2 separate regions of the Homo sapiens genome follow, and region 2 is linked to region 1. A link is an interaction called in ENCODE POLR2A ChIA-PET data of the cell type or tissue named here. Cell type or tissue: HepG2. All regions are shown on one strand. Each heading gives the region's core, and the rest is flanking DNA. Links, peaks and the distances in the headings are about the cores only.

Region 1 (11,400 bases), core at 2,427-7,426:
CCTCAGACAGTGCACTCCTTGTTTTAAACTAAATTCAGTAAATATTTTGGAGGATTTTTGATGTGTCAGATACACTCACTCTTTGTCCAGGGCAACTGGGAACTGGACGAAGGGCAGGACCTGGGGTTCCTGAGTCTGCTCAGTTACTCAGGAGCAGCCCAGTACCACCCGGGCTCCAGAGAGCCTGTTCCCTCTGAGGGGACGTCGGGGGCCCTCCAGAGGAAGGCGACCTTAGAGGTGCACCTGCCAGATAGGTGGGTGCTCTTCCTGTGCCCTGGCACAGCTTGAGGGTGTGAAGGCAGCCGAGTCTCCTTCCTGGGGACAGTGGCCTCGCCTCTCCCTCCTGGGCAGCAGCTTGCCTCCAGGAAGGTGGCCGAGGGCACCGACTCCTTCCCCAGTGGTGGAGGATTGGGGCTGCAGTCAGGGGTGGGGGCAAATGGCTAAGGAGGCAGCGTGGGGGTGGCGTCCAGCCCTGTGCAGTGCCCTTGCCCCCACCGCTTGCCCTTCTAGCTTCTGGACTAACCCCTGCTGCCTCCGCCCAGGCTCCTCTGGGGGTCAGAGCAAAGAGGACAGGGTGAGGGGACATGGTGCTGCTGGTTCCGGGTGCTGCCTTCACCCTGGGAAGCTGGCGCCAGCTTTCTTGGGTGGGGGCTGCATTTACATAATGGTGAGTTCTCTGGAGGAACACCCCCAGCAGCATACGGGGTCCTCAGCACCACAGCATTCCCTGATGGGCAGATGACCCCTCCGGCCTCTCTGTGCCTCCTGCATCTTCCTGCCGTGGTCACCCTGGCCACCTCCTTCCCGATGAGCCCAGCCCTTCCCCGGCCACCTCCTTCCCGATGAGCCCAGCCCCTCCCCGGCCACCTCCTTCCCGATGAGCCCAGCTCCTCTGCAGCACCCACTCAGCTCCGGGGACCCTTGCGCTCCCCACGACATGCCACAGGGCACACTGTTGAGTGACGCTGGCCGGTTCTCCTGGTTCTGCCCAGAGACCCCCAGGGGCGCTGCTCTCAGGCCTCTTCCCTGGAGCACTGAGCTTCCCGGCCACGTGTCGCACAGCCTCCTGGCAGCCTCAGGGACAGATACCCCTCAGCCAGGCAGCCCAGCGGGGGGTCTCAGGACCTGCTCCCTTGGCTGGTAGTTGGAATGCGGGGGCAAAGAGCAACTCCTTTCCTACCCTTCCCTCGGGGAAAGGGGAAGACATGCCCTGTCCACTCCCAGACCCTCCCAAGGGAAAAGAGGCTGCAAAACACCATTTGGTGAGAGGCCTGGTGGAGCCAGGAGACGCAGGCGCTCAGGGAGAGACAGGCCCCTCCACACCGGGGCCTCCTTCTGGAAACTTAGTTAGAATTTGTCCCTGAATTATAATAAGACAGCCTCTACTTTGAAAAGAAACCGGCTTTGATGTATTGTTTGGCGGCAGCTCCCCAACACTGAGATCTGACGTGCCCCCAGATTCCCTGGGCTCAGAAAACAGGACACGCCGAGGACATAGAAGCCTGGGTGAGCAGACCCCAAGGGAAGCCCCGGTGTTAGAGAGGAACCTCCCTCCGGAAAGACGCCGGGTTCCTCAGAGGGCCGTTTTCATGTGAGATGGGGATGTTTTATTGGGTGCAGTGGCAGGACCAAGGGCTGGGAGCAGGGAACCTCTGGGCTTGCCCTGGAAGCTTCCATATGGGGGCAGCCAGGCAGAAGCCTGTGGGGTGAGTGCTGCATGCCACAGGGGTGGAGGAGTGGGCTCCCTGGAGGAAGATCTCCTGATCCTCAGGCCTCCTCCAGCACCAGGCGCAGAGCTTCCGCCACCAAGGATGTTCCAGCAGAGACCACACAGCCGCGTGGCCTGGACTCGAAGCCATCGAAGTTTTGAATCTCTAAGTCCTTATTTCTTGCCAGCCCAACTATTAATAAATCAAAAGCTCCTTGGAGCGTTGGTTTTTATTTTCTTCTCCCCTAGAACAGTGTGGAAGGAATGAGTGCCTGCTGCCCATGGCCAAGAGACCCCTGACCCCTGGTGATGAGGAAGCTCTTGCTTGTCACTCAGCCCCACATGGTCTGGCATTCACGAGCCCAGTCATCACTTTCTAATCAGGAGATGTCTTATCCTTTTATGGTTTTGTTCCCACCCTTGCGAGGTCAGCTGAGGGTTGACCCTTTGTCTCAGGAAGGTGGCAGGAGCCAGAGAGGAGCAGCCCGAGGTGCTCGGAATTGTACCTGCTCAGGAAGCCAGGCATAGAGTCCACGAAGCTTCACTCCTGAGCCCCTGGGGAGCATTCCTGGCAGCGTCGGCACAGGCAGAACCATGGAAGGAGTCGGCGTCCACCCCGGGACTTGGTGGTACCCAGTCTTCTCCTTGCACACAAATGCCACCGTGCCTGTCATTCAAGTATTGCTTTACCTAAAAGGCTTGAATTTGGAGGGGGAGGCAGGGGACATTTTCATCTCCTAAACAAGGTATTTCTATAGTATAGTCGTTGCTTATCAAAATCACACCTTACTTTTGAAATTTAAAAACATGCAAAAAATATATTTGAGCAGTTCTCCCTTGGAGTAAGGGGATCCCCATTACAAGTGCAAAATCCTCCTTGAGGGGTAGAACCAGCTCATTAACCCCGTCACTCCCTCCGAACCCTTAAGCATGGCTAGTTTGTTAGATTACATACCACAGAATGATCTGGAAAGAAGGATTGCATAACTCGTCAAGGAGAGTGTTGGTTTTGGGCATGGCATGGGGGTGGTGGGTTGGCTGGGAGGGAGATGTGTAGGTCTGAGGTCCCTGAGAAATCCCAGTGTCACAACATGGCTGAGCCCAGGGCATTTAGGAGGCTGTGGGCTAGAGGGCCAGAGTCTTCCAGCTGTGCTTCTCAGAGACCTGGGGGTCGGTGGGAGGTCTTCTCCCATCCCCTCTTCAACTGCAGCTTGGCTGCTTGGCTGTGCTTTATAGACTGGCTTAACTCATGAGAGTCCATCGGAAGGGCTCTTGGCTAAAAAAAAGTGTTGCCAGGTGCCGTGACTCACACCTGTAATCCCAGCACTTCGGGAGGCCAAGGTGGGAGGATTGCTTGAGCCCAGGAGTTTGAGACCAGCATGGGCAACATAGCGAGACCCTGTTGCTACAAAAAATCTAAAAATTAGCCTGGTGTGGTGGTGCAGGCCTGTAGTCCCGGCTACTCAGGAGGCTGAGAGGCAGGAGCATGACTTAAGCTCAGGAGTTCAAGGCTGTGGTGAGCCATGATCATGCCACTGTACTCCAGCCTGTTCAGCGTGCAATGGCACAATCATGGCTCACCACAGCCTGTGCCTGTGACAGAGACTCCAAATCTAAAACATAAAGAAAGGAAAAGAGTGTGAAGCTGCTGATGCAATCCCCTTGTCTCAAGTGATAGACAAGATGTCTGGGGTTCAAGATTGCCGATGTGTCCACGGGCATGGGGTGTTGGTGCAGCCCTGGACCTGGGGCAGGGGGCTGTGTGCAACCAGGCCTGGTCAGCATTGCTGTCGCTACTACTCTTGTGCAACAAGTGGGGACAACACAGCGCAGCACGGAGCGTTTTCTGAGAAAGGCCGGGGGGTCCGGAGTGTGAAAGGACACCTCAGGGCTGGGGCATGGCAGGGAAGGCTCTGGGTGCTGAGTGCTTGCAGTCCAGGGGGCTTCGGAGCTGCTGAGAGAGGACGAGCCTTGGGTGCTTGACAGTTCTGCGGACAGTTCAGAGGCTGCAAACGCTTCCTGACTCCCCAGGACTGGTATTCTAAACTTGGAACTCGCAGTGCGCTCTTGGCGGGCTTCAGAAAGTTCACGAACACCCTGAACTTGTACCAAAACATTATGTGCATGGGCGTTTCTCTGGAACCGCGGTCCAGGGCGAGGGAAGTTTGTGATAATTGCATTTTTGAAGGAGCAAAGGACCCCTGCTGGGGTACGTCACATGGGGACCCAGGGCCCATCCTGTCTGGCCCTTTTCTCTCCACTTCAGCAGGAAAACACACACACACACACACACACACACACGAGTCTTCAAACTTGGAATAGTGATTGCACTGCTAGAATGCTTATTTGTGTGTGCAGGTGTAGCTTTAGAGATGGAGGCAGGGAGAAGGACTATGCATTCTGAGAGAGGGAGGGATTGAGAGAGAGAGAGAGAGTGTGTGTGTGTGTGTGTGTGTGTGTGTGTGTGTGTGTATGTCAGCAGGAATCTGAAAGTACAGCTTGGTGACTGTAAGGGCTGGAGGTGTCGGTGTTTTCTTGCCTGTTCCTTCTCTCTGAACAGAGCTCTCTGTTTGGAAGACCTGTCTTAGCTGTTCCTTCAAAAGTTCTGTGTGTTCTCCTCTGATCTGAGCTGACTTTCGGGGCATGGCTCCAATGGTTTGCCAGCAACTTAGGCCAACGGCAACAGCGGAAACCGAGACAGCTCTGCAAAAATATTTGTTTAATTAGCAGAAACGATCTGTGATCAGAATCCATGTTTAACGACCTGGCTTACAGCCAAGCTCAACACATTTTCCTTCAGGACTGTTTTTGGTGTTGAACTGAGCAAATTCAGCTCTGACCTTCATCCTGGCTGGGGGAGGGGAGACGCCCCACCCTGCTCAGACCCTGGGCTTTTTATTGAAAGGCAGTGCCAGGCACACTCTGATGGGTCTTGGGGGAGACCAAGGGTGCCCTGCTCAATGTCAGCCCTGACTCTGTGCCACGTGCACTCAGCTCTGCCACGGAGGTGCATGGCTCTGTAGACGTGGACGGTGAGCTGGGGAGGAAGGTGGTCTTGGAGAGAAATGCCCCATGGGGAGCTGAGACCTGTGTGTCATGGGATCATCCTGGATTTGGCTTAAAATCCACGTGGCTGTGGAAATCCCAGGGTGCACCGAGGATCTGTGGGGGAGCAGGGGTAAGTCCAGGTGAACCTCGAGCTGTTCTCAGCCCTGAGGTTTGGGTCACTCCGAGAGCACTTGGGTCTCTGCCGAACGGCACAGATCATTCTCAGGCCCTTACAACCATCCGGGTCACTCTAGAATTCCTTTTAGGACTCCTGGGCTGGGCTGTGGCTATTCAGGACTCTGGGTAAGAGCCCTTGGAGTCACCTGGGAGGTAGAATCGCCATTTTCTAGCAGCCATCTTGAATGGCAGATTCCCTGCAGTTCAAGCTGGGGCTGCCCAAGGGGTTCTGGGGGGTCCTGGGTGCCTTCCAGTTGCCCCTCCAGGTGCACCCCCTCCTCCCCCAGGACACTGACCGGCGGGGGCCATCGTGGGGGACCTTGTGCTCTCTGGCTCTGGCTGGCTCAGCCAGTGGGAGCCTGTGGGGCTGGGAGGGAGGAGGGTGTGATGAGGCATCTCCTTCCCGCTGGGCTCCTCCCCACCTCTTTCCTCCTTTTCCAAGTCCCCTGACCATCCCTCCCCTATCTCTCCAGGTCTCTTAAATTACCACGGTGCCAGCTACATGGCCCGGGTGGGTGGTTCCCCACACTGCCTACCCCTTCATACCTCGCCCCATTACACCCTCCTGGAATCATTCTCACTGGAGGCTGCACCGTTTCCTGCTGCCCACGATGAACAAAGCAGGAAACTGTCTTTTCCAGACTTCCCCACGAAGTGAGGTTTTGACGACCTCATTCTCCAAGAGCAAACCCAGCCCCTGGAGTCCGTTCTTTCCCTGCGCGCGTGGACACCCCTGCAGCAGTGGCTCCTTTTGGTGGCCGCTCTTCAGACACGTGCTAGAGAGCAATCATTGATGACAACGTTTTCTTTCAAAAGGCCCAGAAAACAAAATTAAATCTTGGGACTCGAAGCTTCCTGGGCCTGTGCCACGAAGGCCCATGCTTAGCCGGTCTGGTGCCAGGCTCTGTGACGTGTGGAAACCAGGCCCACCGACCACACAGCAGTGGCTGAGGATGGCTCCCTCCTCGGCTACTCTCTGAAATGGTAGAGGCCACTCTCATGGCTGAGTGGTCTCCGCCGTTCTGCAGAGGTGTGGATAAGAACAGGAGTTCCTGCTTGTCTCCTAGGGGTCCGTATTGAACGTTGGCAATCAGTGGAAATCCTGTCTCAGGCCCTCTCGGGGCCCCACACTGATCATTGTATTTAAATCCTCCCAGTGTCCTGCAGACACCTACCTCCCAGACCAAAGAGGGACCTTGCTGGTGGCCAGGAAACAAGCTGAAGCACAGAGAGGAGAGAAAGAGACAGAGTTGGGTCCTCGGGTCACCTTAAAAGGCTGTGAGACTTTTTGCCAGGGCAGGGCCTGGCGGGTGGTGGAGATGCAGGATGAAGGACTTAAGGAGGGATCTTTTACTTTCAGTGTGAAAGTGACCTGTGTTTTTATGAGGGGGCTAGAGAAATACTCAGAATCTGAGAGCAGGCAGTTGGAGTGGGATCTCAGCAAACTTCCGTGTCTGCATGGTCCTGCAACCATCGCCCTGGACAGAGGTCTCAGCTGGGTAGAGATGGACGGTTGTCAGGGCACAGCCTGTCCTTAGGGGGTGCTAGGAATGGGGATTGGGGTGAAGAGGAGTTCAGGAAAGAGGGGTGAGGCATGGGGAACCTGCTGGCTTAGAGGATGCAAAGGGGCAGGTTTTATGGACGCTTTATGCAGGTCCCTTTCATAAAGATACTTGCCCAGCCTGAGCAGAAACCCACACCCTAGAGTTTGTTTCTTCCCTGTGGGCACCCCCCGCCCCCGCAGCAGCGGCTTCTTTCAGTGGCAGAGGCTGACTCTTTTTGCAGCTTCTCCAGCACTTGCAAATGCAACTTCCTTGCACCCACTTCAGACACTTTACAGCTGGAACCCCTTCCTTCAAGGTTAGGGGCCCAGGCCCACAGCCCCTACCTCCAAGTTTCCACGTTTGAAGAATCCCAACCTTTTCCCTTTGCCTCCTCAGCCTCAGGGGTGACACCTCAGAGCTCCTGTTTACCTCTTTAGCCACCAGGTTAGTAATTTTACACCCATGCAAGTGTGTACAGGAATCTTCCGGATCCAAGTGGCTGGTGTGGGCGTTGTCTTCTGTCTGAACCCTGGCCCTTGTCTGTGCAGATTCCTCCCCTCCTGTCCGGGAGAGAAGAGACAGTTTCGATGTCATGTGGAGACAGGAGGCTGTGGTCAACGAGGGGAGGCTGTGGTCAACGAGGGGAGGCTGTGGTGGGGGGTGGCGTTCTGAGTCACTTGGCTGGCTTGGGAATGTGAGCTGGGCCAGGTGCACCTTAGAGAGCCTGGGTGGTGCTGGGGACCTTCAGGCTCTGGAGTCCTGGGTGACCCTGACAGGTGCATGTACCCACATCTCCTTGGCCCCTGTCTCTGTTGCTAATGTCCCTGCACAGACCCCCCCCAGCCGTCATTTACAGATTCCCAGCAGTGAAGCACACGGGCTTAGGTTAAAATCACTGAGCCCCTTGCACAGCGGCCTTCTGGTCCCCTCTGCTGTAAGGCAGGACCACCTGTCAGCCCCTGTCTTCTGGGGACCCCACTAGGCCTAAGAGATGAGGCTGTGGGGTTCTGTCTTCTGGAGGCCCCACTAGGCCTAAGAGATGAGGCCGGCGGCGGAGGTCTGGCCTGGAAGAGAAATGTGGTGAGTCACCCCAGGCCTGACAGATTCACTCAGACCTGGTCCTTCTGCTCCTAGGCTGAGCCATCTCTCAGGGACCCTCCTGCCCTCCTTCACCTCTCACCTGGCCTGCCCCAACCAGTTCTCCAGGCAAGCCCAAACCAGTTCCACCTGGTTTGTGACTGTGTTTGGAAAGAGGGTCTTTGCCGAGGTAATTAAGTTAAAATGAGGTCATGTGAGTGGGCCCTGAGCCAGTCTGATGGGTGTCCTTACAGGAAGACATTAGGACTCCCAGAGGGTGACTCCAGGGGCAGGTGGCTTGGAGGACTGGCCGTGCAAGGAGGCAGCAAAGGGGCGGCCATCTGCAAGCTGAGGGCAGAGGCCTTGGAGGAAGCAGCCCTGCCAGTGCTGGTAACTGTGAGTGCATCTGTCTCTGTTGGTCAAGCCGGCAGCCTGGGGCATTTTGCTGAGGCCGCCCCAGCCGCCTAGCATAGTCGCCAATAAGTCCCCGAGGTTCTGGTGTGCTCTCTGGACTAGTTTCCTGGGGTGGCTGCAACAAATTGCCACAAACACAGTGGTTTAAACCACGCAAATGTCGCTCCCGCAGCCTGCAGGTCGGAAGTCCAAACCAAGGTGCTGGAAGGGCTGGTTCCTTCCGGACCCTTCAGGGGAGAATCTTTCTGCCTCTTTGGCTTCTTGAGGCCCCTTCCTGGCATTGCTTCTTTCTCCACTGACTCCTACCATCAGCGCTGAGTCCTGCCTGCCTCTTATAAGGTACTTCTTTCTCCACTGACTCTTACCATCAGCGCTGAGTCCTGCCTGCCTCTTATAAGGCGCTTCTGGGATGACTCCTGGTGCACCCAATAATCCAGGGTCATCTCTCCAGATCCAGGTTCATAACCCAATCACCCCCACAAAGGGAGGTCACGTGTTCCCAAGCTCCAGGGATCAGGAGGAGGGCATCTTTGGGGGTGATACTATGCAGCTGACCACAGCCTCTCTCCACCTGGGCTCCCACACCCACCCTATTCTGCAGATCTTCAGAGGCCACCTGGGATGTCAGAAGCTTCCAGGAACCAGGAGGTAGCTGCATCTCCTGTCCCTTCCCTGAGTCACCTTGCTGGACTCCACAGTGTGGTGCAGACAAGAAGCTGCAGGGGACAACATGGAAGGAAGCGGGGATGGAGGAGATGGAATGGGATGGGCTCTGGGCCCGGCCAAGCAGAGCAGGATAGGGCTGAGAGTCATCTGAGCACAGGTGGTTCAAATGGCAGAGAAGCTCCACGCTGGAGCGGGGAAGAGCTTGGGCTTTCCGGCCAGAAAGCGCAGGTTTTGGCCACGGCTCTTCTGCCACTCACTAGATGTGGGAGTTTGGAGGCGTTACCCGAGCTCTGAGCCTTACTTTCCTCATCTGAAAAATGGGAATAATGGTAGGGTTAAATTAAACCAAATTTGGTCTGAGGATGCCTCTGCACTTTGAGTCCAACTGCGACCTTAGCAGCAAATGAACTGCAGGCCTAGCTTAGGAGTGTACTTTTGTAAGAAATAGCCGAGTCTTAGCCAATCACAGCAGCTGAGCTTCTATAAATCGCAGGTGGCTGCTGAGTAGTCCATGTTCAAACACGGCAAACCAAGCTGTGACCAATGAGCTGTCTCTGCAGCTCACTTCCATTTTCTGTCTATAAACACTCCCTGCCCACACTGTGGAGTGGAGCTCAGCCCTTGGAACCTCTTCTGGTCTGAGGGCTGCCCACTTCATGAATCCTTTGCTTAATTAAACTCAATTCATTTCAAATGAAACTCAATTGATTGCTAGATTAATTTAAATTTAATTCGTCTAAAGTTTTCTTTTAACAGTTCCTACCTTGTTGAGTTGTCGTGGGAATCAAGTGGAAATTTCTTTTTCACATGGAAAGGGCTTAGCATAGCCTGGCACGTGCTGAGTGTTCAGTGCACACTGGTTATGATGATCACAGTTAGTGTCTCCATCTTTGGTCTGTTCAGCGCTACAGTGTTTGGGGGCCAGCTAGGCAGTGCTGCAGCTGCAGCTCTGTGTGTGTGTGTGTGTGTGTGTGTGTGTGTGTGTGTGTGTGTGTGGAGGGGGCTGTGAGATTGGCGGGCTCAGGAGAAGATGACTACTAGCTGTTGCCAAAGTTTCTTTTCTGCAAGGGAAAGCCACAAGTCACTGGCTCCAATGTGGACTTTTAAAAGGCCTTCCTTCCTTTCTCTCTTACTTCTGGGGAGCCCATGGATAGGAAATGGCACTAAACTGACTTCATCTCTGTACCCTGATGCCTCCATCGCCCTCAGAGTTTACGCCCTCGATGAATCACTTAGAGTGAACTGGGAGCTGTGTATGAGGTGACGTCACCCTGAGATAGAGCTCTGTGGTCACTGGGAGGTGGCTGTGTGCGTTATCTCCCTGTGGCATGCCAGGAGGCGTGTGTGTGTGCACGAGTGTGTGTGTGCATGCATGTGCATGTGTGTCTTTGTGTGTGTGCAAGTGTGTGTATGTGTGTGGATAAGGGAGAGGGAGGGAGGGAGCTGGGCTGTCTCCCCTTCCCCACAAGTGGACCCTGCAGCTCAGAGCCGGAGGTGTGAGCTGAGTTTGGCGTTTGTATGTTGCTTGAGTTGGAATTTGAACTCACAGGGGACAGGAAAGGATGCCTGTCCCCAGGACTGACTAACGACATCAGGCCTGGCTATTGAACTTCCTGCTCTGCAGATCCTGGGTTCTGGGAGGATGAGGAAAGGATGAGCGAAGGCTGGGGGATCTCTGGGGTGGGGGTGGACTCAGTGAGTGGAAAGAGTAAAGGTGTTGGGGGTGGACTCCCTGTCTGTGTGACCGCTGGCAAAGTCCTTGACCTCGGCCAGTCTGCGTTTCCTGATCCAGGCAGTGGGGACATGGTCCTTTCCCTCAGAGGGGTGGTGAGGATTCAATGAACTCCTTTAGGTAGAGCTTGCTCAGGAGCATCAGCTGTAACACCTGTCCTGGAAGGTTGCTAGGTGCCCTCACCCTTTGTTCTGTGCCCACCTCTCTCCACCCCCTCTTCAGCCCGGATCCAGACGAGGCCTGGGGAAAGTCTCCCAGAAAGCGCCCTGACCAGGGCGGTGCCAGCTGGGTTCCTGTTTGCCTAAACCCAAGCAGCAAGCTCTTCAAAGGAACCTAACAAACCGGACAGAGAGCTTTGTTTTTTTCCTCACAGCAAAGGAGACAGAAAAGTTTGCTGAGTAAGTCAGACACCATTAAACTCACAAAAAGGCTCTTTGTTCCGGCCTGAGAGGGGGTGAAAAAAATAAGCGAAGTGGTCGAAGGGCGTGTGTTTGCTTCCGTGTTCTTGGAGTGTTTGGGCAGGGCTCACCCAGCTCACTCTTCCTGCTCTCCCCCATCTCTGAGTCCTCTGCCCCTGGTGATCCCACCTGTTATATCAAAAAATTGCACCACGGCCCAGCCAGAAGGAACGGCTAAGGGCTGTTAGTCCAGCCAGAGTTTCACTTTTAAAATGATGCTACCTAGTACTTAAGTTAGACGCTCCCGCAGGGCTTTCCTGTGCTTTTTCTTGTTGGAAGTGATGTGACCGAGGCTCTTGCCAAAGGTCAGTTAGTTGCTGTCTGAGCTGGGCTTGGGACCAAGCCCCTCGTACCCAGCCTGTTGTCATTTACTGTCATCCCTAGTGCTAGCTGTGGAAAAGTCTGCTTGATTCTAACCCTTTTGTCTCTAGTACAGTGAGATCTATGCTAAGATTTGTTTGTCCTCATTAAATTATAAATTCTTCCAGGCAGGTCACTATGTGGCTGGTGCCCCCCTGCAGTTGTGCAGTGTGCAACCTGTCAGACTGAACATGGCAGCCCTGCTTCTGGGGTTAA
Region 2 (9,314 bases), core at 3,827-8,826, 360 kb after region 1:
ACAACAGCTGCAAATAAAATCCCTAAGAATATGCTTAACCAAAGAGATGAAAGATCTCTACAAAAAAATACAAAACACTACTAAAAAGAAATGATACATAAACAAATGGAAACACATCCCATGCTTATGGATAGAAAGAATCAATAGTATAAAAATGGCCATATTCCAAATTCATATGGAACCACAAAAGGGCCTCAATAGCCAAGGCAATACTAAGCAAAAAGAAGAAATCTGGAGGTATTTCATTACCAGACTTCAAATTATACTACATGACTATAGTTATACAAACAGCATGGTACTGGTATAAAAAATAGGCACTTAGATCAATGAAACAGAATAGAGAACACAGAAATTAGGGCAAATACTAATCTTTGTTCAACAAAGCAAACAATAATATAAATTAGGGAAAATAACCCTATTCAATAAATGGTGCTGGGACAACTGTTAAGCCACATGTATAAGAATAAAACTGGAAGCCATCTCTCACCTTATACAAAAACCAACACAAGATGGATCAAAGACTTAAGTCTAAGACCTGAAACCATAAAAATTTTAGAAGATAACATTGGAAAACTCTTCTTAACATTGGCCTGTACATTGGCCTCAGCCAAGAATTTGTCTCTAAGACCCCAAAATGCAAATGCACAAAAAGCAAAAATAAATGGGACCTAATTAAACTAAAAAGATTCTGCACAGCAAAAGAAATAATCATGCGAGTAAACAGACAACCTACAGAATGGAAGAAAGTTTTTGCAAACTATGCATCCAGCAAAGGACTGATTATCCAGAATCTACAAGGAACTCAAGTCACCAAGATAAAAACAAATAACCCTGTTGAAAAGTGGGCAAATAACATGAATAGACATTTCTCAAAAGAAGTATACAAACAGCCAACGAACATATGAAAAAATGCTCAACATAACTAATAATCAGGGAAGTACAAATTAAAATCACAATGAGATATCACCTTCTGCAAGAATGGTTATAATTAAAAAGCTGAAAAGACAGTAGAAGTTGGCATGAATGTAGTAAAAAGAGAACACTTTTACACGGCTGGTAGGAATGTAAATGAGTGTAATCTTTATGGAAAACAGTATGGAGATTCCTTAAAGAACTTAAAGTAGATCTACCATTTGATTCAGCAATCCTAATACTGGTATCTACCAAAAAGAAAAGAAGTCATTATATATAAAAAACACATACCCACACATGTTTACAGCAGTATGATTCACAATTGTAGAAATATGAAACCAATCCAAGTGCCCATCAACCAATGCATGAATAATGAAAATGTGGTATATATATATATACATCATGGAATAGTGTATATATAAAAAGGAATGAAATAATATATTTTGCAGGAACTTGGAGCTTGAGGCCATTATTCTAAGTAAAGTAATTCAGGAATGGAAAACCAAACACTGTACATTCTCACTTATAAGTGGGAACTAAGCTACGAGGATGTATAGATATACAGATTATATAATGAACTTTCAAGACTCAGTGTGGGTTAGGTTGGGAGTGAGGTGAGGGATAAAAGCCTACATAGTGAGTACGATGTCCAGTGATCGCCTGACAGCTTCACTTAAATCTCAGAATCACCAGTGTAGAATTGATTCATGTAACCAAAATCCACTTGTACCCCAAAACCTGTTGAAATTAAAATATGAATTCATAAAATAATTATACTGATCTGAGCTGAGGCTCAAAACCTAAAGTAACTTTCAAGTAGTAAATTTGAACACAACAATGATGAGAAAGGCATCATCATTCTCTGCCTTTTATTTTAGCTTTAATACCTGAATATGTGTGAATAAATTGGAACTAATAAGCACAATTCACCCACAACTACTGAACCAGTTACAGAATTGTCATCTCCACACAATCCCATTAAACACATGTGCATACATGCTCATCATAGGCACAGTACCTTTGAAGTGTAGAATATGTCTTCTCTCTTCACACTGCCATCTGCAATCTTGCTTCGGATGGCCAGTCCAACCTGCTCCTCATTATTGTATAAATAAGCAGAATCAATATGGCGGAAGCCAGCTTCTATTGCTAATTTGGTGACCTCTACAGCTCTGTTCCTCGGAACCTGAAGGAGCAACGAAAGGTAGTATTTGGTGATCAATGTGCTTGAGAGGTAGTGAAACAGGAAAAGTTCCCTTGTCCTCACAGGGTGTGCAGTGGGGGTGTGGCTCGCTTCTTCAGGCCCCCGCTGCTCAGACCTCTAGGGGAGCATACAGATGGGGGCAGGTTGTGGGACTATGACCCGTTGACAGTGTCTAGGTGTGGATGTTTACAGCTCCTGAAGCCCCAGTGGGCATGTGTTACAGGGTGCTCTTTTAGTTTTGTTCTTTAAGTTTTGCCATCTACAGGCTTGTGTTAACCAGCTCAATTAGACCCTCTACCTTATGGCAAGGACAGAGGGCTTTCTGTATCCTGAGTTCTTGCTTTGGTTTACCGGAAGGATCGGATCACACCTGGGCTTGGTGAATGAGTGCAGGGTTTCATTGAGTGGAGGTAGCTTGGGGGGAAGTCAGAAGGGGATGGAGTAGGAACGTTTTCCCCTAGAGTCCGGCTGCTCAGCAGCCTGGACTGTCTTCTGACTGCCCCAGCCAAACTCAGCGTCATTCTGCTTCTGCCAGTAGGTGGCCCGCTGGCGTACTGGTGCCTTTCGGTGCATTTCTCTAGATGTCTAGCCACCTGTGTATTCCTCTGCCGATGTGATCCTCTCAAAGTCCACCCGGTTCTGTCTCTGCCTTGTTAGGATTTGGGGTTTTTATAGGCACAGGATGGGGGCATGGCAGGCCAGGGTGGTCTTGGGAAATGCAACTTTTGGGCAGGAAAACAAAAATGCCTGTCCTCACCTAGGTCCGAGGCGGTGGAGCCGTAGCCAGGGACCACGTCCTCCTCTAGCCAGCACTTCCCTTCCCGCTTTCTGTATCATTTAAAGGGACCACGCTCTTCCCTTCCCAGCACATCCCTATCAGTAGTTCAGGCACCAGCACTGACCTTCACAAAAATCACATTATCCTCGTGTCTTGGGTTGGTTCTATATGTGGGGTGATAAACCCATCCCAATTTGCTGAAGTCTTTCCTGGTTAGTAATAAAGATTGGGTATCCCTGGACCTCTTCAGTCCCAGGCAGTTACTGGTTAATCACTAGCATGGAGTTTCCCAACAACAACCTCAGATTCAGTCATTTGTTAGAAAAATTAACAAGACTCAACTTATAAATAGTTATTATTATTTGAGACAGAGTCTCACTCTGTCACCCAGGCTGGTGTGAAGTGGGACAATCTTGGCTCACTACAAAATCTGCCCCCACCCCCACCTTCTTTACCTTGGGCTCAAGTGATCCTCCCACCTTGGCCTCCCAAATAGCTAGGACCACAGACAGGCATGATAATGCCTGGTTAAGTTTTTGTATTTTTGGTAGAGATGGGATTTCCTATGTTACCCAGGCTCAAACTCCGGAGCTCAAGGGATCCACCTGCCTTGGCCTACCAAAGTTCTGGGATTACAGGCATGAGTCACTGCATACACACTCCTAATTATTTTTAATATAGTGAAATTAACACATGGAAAAAGGCACATGGAAGAAATTATGGTAAGAATACGGTGTAAGTTCCTATGATTCGTCTCTCAGTGATGTTTCAGGAAACACACTGACTTCCTCCAGCATCACATTTTGGCAACATAGGGGAAATGTTGACTACAAGGGATGCTATTTGGAGACTCAATTCCCAAGATTTTAACTGGGTGCTGGTTAAATTGACCCAGTCTGTATAGCACACACCAAACTTCCGGTCTTGTAAAGAAAGCAGGTATACAGAAACCCCACACTTTGTACAACCAGTTAATTATAGATGCTACCCTTATCAGTTAGGAAGGGGTGAGAAATTCAACTTCTCAGATACCAGCCAGGCTCCAACTTTGAAAACAGGCGCATCTACGGGTGGCAGTCTATTGTGTTAACTCCTTTCTACACAGCCATTAGCCATTCTGTGTGCATGACAGAACTAAATACTAGGAGTAAAGACATACATTCCAAGGATGTAGATTTATACCTAAGAAATTAACTGCGACCTGTGAGAGATTAGTAAGGTACGCTTTATCCCTAAAAAATAAGACCAACTCTTTTAGAAACGATATAATTTCAGTGAAATTTAAAATTATTGACTTATCTACCAAATTTGGATAAAGATTTGAAAGGTATATTTTTTAAATGACAAAACCGTAAATGAAACAATTTTCTATTTTAATATAAGCTTTTCTGAAGCTTTCTTTTTCTAGTGAAATTAAAAGGAACTAGATGCCAGGTTGCACTACCTTCCCCTGATGCCAACCCTGATCCTCTGTTTGCTGTGCAGGCACTCAAGGTTTACCAAGGCTAGAGCTTCCGTGTTGTGCTTTTCCTTACTTCTCCTTCATGCCAATTTGCATTACAAAGTGAACCACTCCTGTCGATGGTCTTCAAGGTGTTTCTCTGTAAATTCTTACAACGTATAGTTGATCAAATTTAGACAAAAATTTTATGTGACTACTCCTTATTAACACACTTAGTAGTCTTGGAATACAAGTTTTCTTCCAGTGTAGAAATAGCTCAGTCTAGAAAAAATGTCTCCATTTTGCCCACTTCCGTGTCAGAGGGCCACCCCTATCATTTTGATACAAATCTGATGCATATTAACACGGACCAAAAATTTAAAATTTTTCTTGTGAGGTTCTAGGTTTTCCTTAGAATAAAGTTATTTTTCCTTTCAGATAATTTTCCTAGAGGTGAGAGTTGTGCAGGGCATTGTATTAAGTCCAGGACCAGTATTACTGTGTCATGCTCAAGACCACGCGGCAGCTCAGCAGTACTCTCCCAACAGTTTTCATACACCCCATCTTTAGGTGCTGTTACCACAAATGTTTCTTTTGATCACGTCTAGTAGAAGAATAAAAGATTTCTTCAACCACAGAAATAAATGGAGAAACCATTCTCACTGCAGTCATCTCCTAGAAAGGGAACTGCCAGGCAGTGTTCTTCACTGTTGAGTTTTATATATTCTGCCAAGCTGGGCAATACACAGAAACAGCATATAAAAACAGTGTATAAAATAAAAATAAGCAGTAAATTACCATATGACAGACCTCAGTGCAAAACAAACATTGACTACCTTTTCTCTTTGAACATAGAATAGCTCTAGCCCAGTAAGACAGACCACGTGAGTCACTCAGGGTAACAGAAACACAAAGCTGAACAACCCAGGTCATCGTTCACTTATTCTAGCTTTGCTCTTTTAAATGCTCAATGCTGAAAATGTGATTATTACCTCTGGAGGTGCATAGGTGCCAAATCCCAATACGGGCATGAAGTGACCATCATTTAGCTCTACACGCTGATATTTGGGATCCATTGCTTGCCACTTCTTTCACTAAGCAGATCCTGTTTCCTTCAGCAACATCTGGCATTTATATTCAGGGGTTATGTAAAACATGGGCAGGCAGTGCTGCACTGCTCCCTGGGGCTAATCAATGGCATGTAGGAGGAAGCAAGTGATGGTGTATTACACAGGCTGTGAGGAAAATTGAATCCAGTTCACTCGTTTCTTATCAAAGAGAATTTTTACATACATTATTATATAGTCAAAATATTTTTTTCTAAAGTGAAATTTTCTATTCAGAATCAATCAATCTCTCTCTCTGTCTGTCTGATAAACTCATCCAACAGGTTTATAGAATGATTGGTGATCATGTTAGACTATAAAATACCTCCAGCTACAAATCTTGTTTTTGTTCATGCCATGATGATATCCCATCTTTATCTTCTGTCATTTGAAATAATCAACCATCTTACATCTTTCTCTCAGACAGTATTCAAAAGAATGACCAGTGAGCATTTTTTTTTAGTGGTGACCCTCAATAAAGAAATTAAACAAAACCAAAGAAAATTTCTCTTTTTACGTTTTTCACCAACAAATTAATTTTGTTTCTTCTTTAATTGTAGTAGGAATATTCATTCCTGATGAAGGTGTGGTCCTGATGATGTGGCAATCCTGCAAAGGTTCAAAGGGAAAAGAAAACAGAAATTCTGACATGATGTTTATTGGAGTATTAATTATTAACAATGTTTGGACTTTGGACATCATTTGCAACATGCAAACAGTTCTTTAATAGTGTTTGTATCTTCCATCAGTTTTATAAGAAACCAGCAAAAGTAACTTCCCAAAAAGCTGATAACTATTTTATATAATTTGTGATCTTATTAAATGTTATAAAGAAAAAAGTAATTAAAATAAATTGGTGAATAATCCTCACATGGCATAATTTTACTTGTTTCTCCCATTGGAGGGCAGACTAGAACACGATGATTAGGCCGGGGGCAGTGGCTCACGCCTGTAACCCCAGCACTTTGGAAGGCCAAGGCGGTAGGTTTACTTGAGGTCAGGAGTTTGAGACCAATCAAGTGAAATCTTGTCTCTACGAAAAATACAAAAATTAGTCTGGAGTGGTAGTGGATACCTGTAATCCCAGTTACTCAGGAGGCTGAGGCAAGACAATTGCTTAAACTCAGGAGGCAGAGGTTGCAGTGAGCCAAGATTGGGTCACTGCACTCCAGCCTGGGCGACAGAGCAAGACTGTCTCAAAAAAAAAAAAAAAAACAAAAAACAAAAAACGAAGATGATTAACATCTGTGAAGAATCCATACCAATATCTGTTGTTGTCTGACATTTTAAGAATAGCCATTCTGACTGGTGTAAGATGATATCTCTATGTGCTTTTGATTTGCAACACCCTCTTTTCTTCTATTCACTTCTTCCTAAAAGGAACAATAAAAGAAAATAATTAGGTAAATTACTATACATTGAAGCAATGGAATATAATAGAGCCATTTAAAAATTTTCACACAGAGTGTCATCAGCAGGATGGTAGATTAGAAAGCTCTCAAATCTCCCATGGAATTATCAAAAAACAATCTGAAATGAACTAAAATAAACTCATTTATTTATAGAGTGGCTCAGTAGAGATGCAGGGTGACTATAGATGCACAGATGCCACTGGCAAGAGATTAGGGGGAAGAGACATACAATAGGCCATCTATGGCACTTAGGAGAAGCTGAGCTGTGAATTTTTGACATGATAAGGTATTCAAAACCATTGGGTATTTGGAGAAATCAAATAGGGCACACAGAGTCTAGGCAGATGCACGTTCAGAAAAGAACTGAGAAGACCTTAAGTTTTCATGTAGGGCTGATGTCGAGACTAAGAATATGCCAAGCATATTAGCTGATCATTGTCATGACACAGAATATATATAGATTATGAAATGTGGCTGTTTTTCAAATGTGCGATAAAAACAATAACAAAGCTACAAAGAAACAGGAAAACAGCGTTCATTATGAGGAAGAAAATAAACTGACAAACTGTGAAGAATTACAGGCATTGATATTAGTAAGGAAAGACTTTCGGATTTTTATTTCTTATTAAAGTCTTAAAAATTATTTTAGATTAAATAGGCACATGTGTAGGTTTGTTATATAGACACATTACATACTGGTGAGGTTTGGGCCTCTGGTGTACACATCACTTAAATAGTGAACATTGTACCCAATAGGAAGTTTTGTCATCTTTGCCCCTGTCTCCACCTTTCTCCCTTTTGAAGTACTTGATGTCTATTATTTCCATGTTTATGTCCGTGTGTACACATTGTTTAGCTTCCCCTTATAAATGAGAATATGTGGTATTTTGTTGTGCTTGTACGATAGTTTACTTAGAATAATATCCTTTAGTTCCATCCATGCTGCTGAAAAGGACTTAATTTCACTCTTTTTAGTGGATGCTTAGTATTCCATAAGCATATATGCTTAGTATACGTATGTACACTTAGTATATATATATATGCATATTAGTATGTATATGCACATTTTGCCTTCTTTCCACATCCACACTGATATTTGTTGTTTTTTGACATTTTAATAATAGTCATTCTGACTGGTGCAAGATGACATCTCAATGTGCTTTTAATTTGCATTTTTCTGATGACTATTAAAAACAGTTTCCTGTATATTTGTCAGCTGCTTGTATGTCTTCATTTGATGAATGTCTGTTCATGTCTTCTGCCTAGTTTTTAATGGGATTGTTTGTGTTTTACTTGTTGAGTTGGTTTGAGTTCCTTATAGAATCTAAATAAAAGTCCTTTGTTGGAGCCTAAATTTGAAAATATTTTTCCCATTCTGTAGATATTCTGTTGATTATTTCTCTTGCTGCCCATAAGTTTTTTAGTTTAATTCCCATTTATCTGTCTTTGTTACATTTCCTTTTTGGCATCTTCATCATTATATCTTGGCCTAGCTCAATGTCCAGAAGAGTTTTTCCAAGGTTTTCTCCTAGGACATTCATAGTTTCAGATTTTCCTTGTAGGTCCTTAATCCACGTTGACTTAACTTTGCCAATGGTAAGAGATAGGGGTTTAGTTTCATTATTCAGCTTTGGCTAGCCAATTTTCTCAATACCATTTAATGGTTACAGTGTCCTTTTCTCATTGTTTGTTTTTCTTTAACTTTGTCAAAGATCAGTTTGTTGTATGTATGTAGCTTTATTTCTAGGTTCTCTATTCTTATTTATCCACGTGTCTACTGTTGTATCAGTACCATGTTATTTTAGTTACTATAGTCTGTTAGTATAATTTGAAGTCAGGTAAAGTGATACCTGTGACTTTGTTCTTTTGCTTAGGATTGCCTTTTTATGAAATTTAGATTTTTTTGTAATTATATGAAGAATAATGTTGGTACTTTGTTAGGAACTGCATTGAATCAGTAGTTTGCTTTGGGCAGTATGATCATTTTCATGATATTGATTCTCCCAATCCATAAGCATGGTAATCTTTTTATTTGCTTGTTTCATCCATGATTTTTTTCATCAGTATTTTGTATTTCTCCTTGTAGAGATCTTTCACCTGCTTAATTTTATTTATATCTAGATATTTTATTCTGTTTTTGTCTATTGCAAATGGGACTGAATTATTAATTGGGTTTTAGCTTCAACATTATTGGTGTATAGAAATGCTACTGATTTTTCTACATTGATTTTGTATCTTCAAATTTTATTGAAGTTTTTTTTTTTCAATCAAGCAGTCCTTTGAAGGAGTCATTATAGTTTGATAGGTATAAAATCATGTCATCAGAAAAAAATTGATAATTTGAATTTCTCTTTTCCAACTTGGATGGCTTTTATTTTTTTCTACTGCCTGGGTTTTCTGGTGAGGACCTCCAGTTCTATGTTAAGTAAGAGTGGTGACAATGGACATTCTTGTCTTTTGC

Evidence for each region. Peaks named below come from ENCODE experiments on the same cell type or tissue, not always from the same donor. Only the 100,000 strongest peaks of a DNase experiment are listed, where the experiment ranks them.
Region 2: POLR2A ChIA-PET joins it to region 1 with 5 read pairs; 1 of 35 experiments calls an interaction of 5 or more read pairs at or near these places.

Annotation. Positions count from the first base shown.
Region 1 is chr10:5,547,551-5,558,950 of GRCh38, reverse strand. It overlaps LOC105376380 (a long non-coding RNA gene), which reads left to right and starts at 6,874. Exons shown (of 4, transcript XR_930611.3): 1 at 6,874-6,921; 2 at 7,809-7,950; 3 at 8,141-8,307; 4 at 8,570-9,333. RefSeq lists a silencer at 878-1,200 and enhancers at 4,404-4,926, 4,927-5,450. In HepG2, for the core only: no CTCF peak of the experiment used is centred there; a DNase peak (open chromatin) is centred at 4,470.
Region 2 is chr10:5,192,965-5,202,278 of GRCh38, reverse strand. AKR1C4 (aldo-keto reductase family 1 member C4) reads right to left here and starts at 5,442. Exons shown (of 9, transcript NM_001818.5): 1 at 5,328-5,442; 2 at 1,931-2,098. The coding sequence starts at 5,411. RefSeq lists a silencer at 2,103-2,326. In HepG2, for the core only: no CTCF peak of the experiment used is centred there; a DNase peak (open chromatin) is centred at 6,098.